Linked DNA regions of Mus musculus: region 1 is linked to region 2. A link is a loop called in an ENCODE intact Hi-C map of the cell type or tissue named here. Cell type or tissue: left cerebral cortex. All regions are shown on one strand. Each heading gives the region's core, and the rest is flanking DNA. Links, peaks and the distances in the headings are about the cores only. Region 1 holds the start of Atxn10 (ataxin 10). Region 2 overlaps Gm34622 (a long non-coding RNA gene).

What was found. Hi-C counts contacts between places; a loop is a spot of excess contacts. Peaks named below come from ENCODE experiments on the same cell type or tissue, not always from the same donor. Only the 100,000 strongest peaks of a DNase experiment are listed, where the experiment ranks them.
Region 1: it touches region 2 in a loop (2.7-fold over the local background); 3 of 42 quality-filtered maps call a loop at or near these places.

The regions. Positions count from the first base shown.
Region 1 is chr15:85,334,514-85,337,421 of GRCm38, forward strand. Atxn10 (ataxin 10) reads left to right here and starts at 1,742. Exons shown (of 12, transcript NM_016843.4): 1 at 1,742-2,067. The coding sequence starts at 1,952. In left cerebral cortex, for the core only: no CTCF peak of the experiment used is centred there; DNase peaks (open chromatin) are centred at 1,477 and 1,929; H3K4me3 peaks cover 1,487 bases; H3K27ac peaks cover 1,542 bases.
Region 2 is chr15:85,708,019-85,710,926 of GRCm38, forward strand. Gm34622 (a long non-coding RNA gene) reads right to left here. Exons shown (of 3, transcript XR_384306.3): 3 at 853-1,967. Among named protein-coding and RNA genes, the nearest start is that of Mirlet7b, 2.2 kb to the left of the region's middle. In left cerebral cortex, for the core only: CTCF peaks have their summits at 1,504 (motif pointing left), 1,704 and 2,416; DNase peaks (open chromatin) are centred at 550, 1,081, 1,508 and 2,368; H3K27ac peaks cover 1,287 bases.

The DNA.
Region 1 (2,908 bases), core at 102-2,601, 370 kb before region 2:
TCAATGTGTCTCTTTCTAGGGAGGCCTCCTTTATATTCCTCTGCCTTCTGTCCCAGGTTGCTTTATATGGGGATACATTTAAAAATATATATATATATATATATTAATTTGTATCTGTGTAAGTGTATGCCATGTGGGTTCCTGCAAATCTCCTGGAGCTAGAATTACAGGTTGCTGGGCCCCTCCCTCCCGCTGTGGTGATTTGAATTCTAGGCCATAGAGAGTAGCACTATTAGGAGGTGTGGTCTTCATGGAGGAAGAGTGTCACTGTGGAGGTGGGCTTTGGGGACTCCTATGCTCAGGCTCTGCCCAGTGTGTGGAAGAGAGCCTCCTGGCTGCCTGTGGAATAGAGTTTCCTTCTGGCTGCCTGTGGATCAAGATGTAGAATTCTCAGCTCTTCCAGCGCCATGTCTGCCCGCAGGCTGCCATGCTTCCTGCCATGCTGATAATGGACTGAACCTCTGAAACTGTGTGAATTAATCCCAAATAAATAATTTCTTTGTAAGAGTTGCCTTGGTCATGGTGTCTCTTCACAGTAATAAAAATCTAGGATACCTACATACACATGTTGGGAAATAAACTCAGGTCTCCTGGAAGATAGAGTACTCTTAATGTCTGAGCAAGCTCTTCAGCCCCAATATGGGGATATTCCTGATAAGCACCCACTCTCTTCCCCGGGTCCCCTATAGTATTAATTGACAAGGTTCTAGAATCACCAGAGACAACCCTCTGGGCATGTTTGTGAAGAACTGTCTAGATGAGGTTAGTGTGTGGAAATCTGCCCCCAGTGTGGGTGATAGCATTCCATGGTCTAGATTAAAAAAAAAAAAAGTCAAAGCCAGCTGTCTGTTTTCTGGCTTAATAGATGCAATGTGACAAGCTGCCTAAAGCCCTGTGTCACAAGTCCCCACCACGTGGGCCTGTACTCTCAACCTGTGAGCCAAAAGAAACCTATCCTTTGTAAAATTGCTTCTATCACATATTTTGATATTGCAACAAGAAAGGAATACACCTCTTAGGGAGGTACTTCTTCTCAGCCTTCTCTCTGTGGGAAGCCTCCTTCCTGGAGTCTTGGGAAAGACTTCTTTCCCAAGGGGGCATTTTTGATCAGCGTCCCCTTCCCATGAGGAGCCTCTATCCAAGGTCTTCCTCCATGGCTTGAGGTATCCAGCATCTTTTCCCTATGTGGGAATCTCCGATTCAGGTCTCCCTCAGTGGAACACCTCAACCTCGCATTCCCTCCCCTGGAGTCTCCATTTCAGGTTTTCCTGCAATAGAACTGGTTGGCCTAGCAACACATGCCCTGAGGGTAAGTCTCCTCTGCAGGTCCCCTCCCATGGTGACACCTCTGGCCTGTATCCCTGCTCTTCCTCTCAGGGGCCTCCTTTCCAGGTCTCCTTAGGGACAACATCCATTATTCTGGGGGCGCTGCTTCGGCCTGGTATCTCTTCCCCAGAGGGAAACCTCTGCATGAGTGGACCCCCACCAATGGTGGCCCTTGCTCATGGAAAGCATCTGTCCCTGATAAGACACTCATTCTCTAGGACACTCTACAGGCCACCCCCCCCCCCCCACCCCGACCCCTTCATCTCAGTATTCTGTCCTCTGACGGGGTCTTTACTCCACGTCTCCCCACCGTGGGGACCGAAGACCTCCCCCATCCCACCCTACGCAGGAGCAGGACTTCCGCTGCGCCCCCTCCCCTCAGGCGGGACTTCCGCCCCGCCCCCTCCCCCTCCCCCTGCCGCGTCGCCTTGTCCTCTTCGCCTGAGGCAAGCCAGCTAGTCTCGCGCTCTCTGCCTTGCAGCACCACGGGATCTGGGTGACGCGGGCTGCGGAAGCCAGAGCCGTGCAGACCGCGTCTCCATCTCCTCGCCTGTCGTCTGTCTCCCCCACTTCTCTTCGCTCTGCTCTCCGCCTGGTCAGGCTCGGCCCCAGAGCGAGTGGCAAGATGGCGGCGCCCAGGATGCCACCCTCCCGGCTGTCGGGCATCATGGTGCCCGCACCCATCCAGGACCTGGAGGCCTTGCGCGCGCTCACGGCGCTCTTCAAGGAGCAGCGTAACCGGTAACTGCGCGGGGGCTGCCACCTAGGAAGGAGGAAGAGGAACCATGGAGGGCTCTGGGCTGGGCTGGGCTTGACTGGGCTGGGCTGGGCAGCGGCGAGCGAGGCGGGGCGGCGGGCTCCATCAGCTCGGCCCACGCTCAGGTTGTGGCTCTGTGGCGCTCGCCTAGGCCTGCTCTGGGACGAGGGTTTGGCCAGGCTCTAAGAGGGGCAGACGATGGCGACACTGGTCCCCAAGCCGGCGGCGGGGAAGCTGTTGGTTCGGCTCCTCTGGCGGGGCCCTGAGGGCGGTGGCCAGGGAAGGGAGGCGTGTTCGGGCTCGCTTCTCCCTCTGGGTTAGAGGGCGTTCTGTCCAGGAGCCTGCAGAGCTGGCCTGGCTTCGTGACATCTGCTCAGCATCGCCTCTAACCCTTCTGTTTCTAGCCTTACAAAATGGGAGCTGTGGTGCGTTGTTTTCAGTGCTGAGATGAAATAAACGTGTTTAAACAGAAGTGTGCGAGGCTGTCAGTTCCTGATGGATTTTTGTGGTATGGTTTGCGCTGCAGTTTCCTTGTCTGTTTAATGGAAACAAGGTTCGCTGGGACCTCCTTGGTTGAGTTGACAGTGAGGGTTTAATGAGACGATGCGTGTTACATCCTTAGGCCATGCCTGACACTTAGTACTAAACACCATTGGTGTTTTCTCTTAACAGTAATGGTCTCCCCTGGACCAAGTCTTGGGAGAGGACCCGGAGCCCTTGGTCTCTCCTGTAGAGAGATAACAAGCAGGCCTAGAGTGTGGACAAAGGGCAGAGAACGCGGTGGGGGTGGGGGTGGGGGAAGCACGTAGGCTCAGTGGTCACAGG
Region 2 (2,908 bases), core at 285-2,784:
CACCAAAGGCCTCCCTCGTGGGTGGATACCTTGACCCTGATGTCCTGGCCTTCTCCCCATAATGAATCCCCCGAGTCCCAGCTCCCGTCCTGAACCCAATCTGCCTCAACTCTGCATATCCACACACCTCCATTGACGCACCTAGGCAGACCAAACACCCCTAGAGCCCCTCTATATCCACCCTCAGCTACCAGACCTCTCAAACTTAGCCAGCCATTTCCAAAGATCTGATACTGTGCTAGCCCCAGGGTTGAGAGTACCCAGAGGGACTCTCTGAGTACTCTCTGAGAGCAACAGGGATGGCTTCCCAAAGTAGGGGCTATCTGAGCTGGGTCTTGATGGCTGTATAGGAGTTGGCAGCTAGAGACACAGGAGTGGACACTCAGACACTCCGTGGCATGCCCCATTGTCTCCTCCCTGCTGTCCTTTGGAACATCGATGGTGGATGATAAATTGTCACCTTTTTACCTCTCTTTATCCTGTAGTCAGTGGTGAAGTCTGTTGACTCTTGCTATGCCTCCAGCCCTAGAGGAGTAGTCCTTCCTCCCCTCCCTTGTGCAGAGCTTTGCCCACTCTTCATCCCTTGCTGAATTAGTTAAGGTTTTACTGCTGTGAGCAGATGCCATGACCAAGGCAACTCCTATAAGGACAACATTTAATTGGGGCTGGCTTACAGGTTCAGAGGCTCAGTCCATTATCATCATGGCAGAAGAATACCATGACATAGGAAGAGCTGAGAGTTCTACATCTTGTTCCGAAGGCAAACAGGAGAAGACTGGCTTCCAGGGAGCTAGAGTGAGGGTCTTAAAACCCATATCCACAATGACATACTTCCCCTAACAAGGCCACACCTCCTAATAGTGCCACTCCCTGGACCAAGCATATACAAACCATCACACAGCCTACCTTCCATACTCTTCTGCACAGCCCAGCCCCCAACCCTTCACCCTCACACAGGCCCACCCTCTGGCTACCACAGCCAGCTGTGTCTGTGCAAGCAGAATGACATGCTGGCCAGTCACACCCACCTCCTGGCTCCTATGCTGCAGTGGGAGATGGCCTCTGCTCTGCAGAGTTCAAGTACTAGGGACACAGGACAGGACACACGGCGACCACCCAGTGGGGTAGCGTGGGAGCATCCGAGAGCTCTGAGGTGCTCTGCAGTCAGGGTAGCTTCCTGGAAGATGACCTCTGACATGTCCTGTGCCCCTCTCTACATTCTGTTGGCTCTTCTCTGACAACTGACTGTCACTAGAGATAGGGGTGCATGTGGGGATCAGGGTGGGTACGACACAGCATTCAGCAGAGTGGAAGTTCTGGGGTGCAGGGGAGTGGTTCAGCCCAGGGAGACCCTGTGCTCACTTCCCCACTTCCACAACCTACAAAGGAAGCAAAACACTTCCACTTAGAGGGTGGAGTCAGGATTCAAGGGCACCCCAGATTGTGCCTCAGGGAAAGTACCCAGGAAGGTCCTGGTCCCTGGCCGGCCTTCTGCTGCCACCTGCTGGCTAATCTAAGAAGTGACTCCTGGGGTTGTTAATCAGGAGCCAAGGAGATGCTGCAGGCTGGAGGTCCTAGGATACAACCCTCCGGGCAGGCTGGGACTGTTATCACGATGTGCATAAGTGTCTTTGAGGACAAGGTAGTTCAAGACCAGCGAGGAGAGCAGGCTGGACCTTGGGTGGCCCCAACACATGGAAACTGGGCTCCACACATCAGCTGGAAACCCAGGCAGCATGCAGAAGCCTCGCTGAGTCTTACAGAAGCAAGACTTGCACATCCTTGCCCCACCCGGGATGATTCTCCAGAGATAGAGGGTCTCCTGGGGGTGACATCCGTAGCAGTGGCAGAGCCAGCAGTAGCTGGCAGGAGGGCGGAGGTGGGGGTCTCAGGAGTCACAGAACTATATCCAGCAGCTTGAAGCTGAGACCCACGAGGATGTCAGTGCCCCTAAACAGCCTTACTTCCTTTAAAAATAAAGAAAATTGAACACAAATATCAGATATGTAATATATAATGAATGCTACATATAGTATGATGATCAGTATTAATACATACTATGTTTCATAGAGTGAACCCAGGCACACGTTCACTGCTTCCTAAGAGGAAGATACCCAATCCTGTGCAGAGTGACCCAGCAGGAGTCCCTGTGAGGTTGTACACATCTGCCTACACCACTCCTGACAGACACATACCAGGGGGGATTTGTGGTGTGTGTGTGTGTGTGTGTGTGTGTGTGTGTGTGTGTGTGTGTGTGTGTGTGCAGAAGGCTGTAGAAAAGCCAAGCTTAGGCCCAGGGGAATATTTCTGGAGGCAGCTCTGGGAAGGCAGCCCTGTTTCAGTCAGGCTCCTGACCCATCCACCGCCTCCACTGGGTGGTGTGCTTCCCAGCAGCGACACCGTGTGGCAGCAGGAGACCATAGCAACCAAACTGATCACACGCCCCGCCCAACCTCTGCTCCACTCAGGTGGTGATGGGGGCGGGAGGGGGGGGCGGGTGGCGGGGCTCTTCTGGCCTCTGCCATCCTTGGGTTCAAGGATAAGTCAGGGAAGGCCTATGTGGAGGCCAAGCTGCAGTTCTCAGTATGCCCCTGAGCCTGCCTTGTCTCACCTGTCTCCACTCTGTTCTTTGTAAGACACAGCTGTGTAAAAGGCTGCTGGGGAGTCCTTCCGCATCCCAGGAGAGAGCAGTGAGCCCAGGTCACAGCTTACCAGCACCCCAATCAGGTAAGTTTTGCCCCTTATGAGGCAGTAGCACACACACCCCTCCAACGGGCACCAGGGAGCCAACCTACGGGGGCTCTTGGCAGGAAATGGACCATCCTAAGACTGAACCAACCGACGTGGGGAGAAGGTGCCTGCGTCTTTGGAGACCTGAAGATGAGGATGGCCAAGGCGAGGGAGGGAG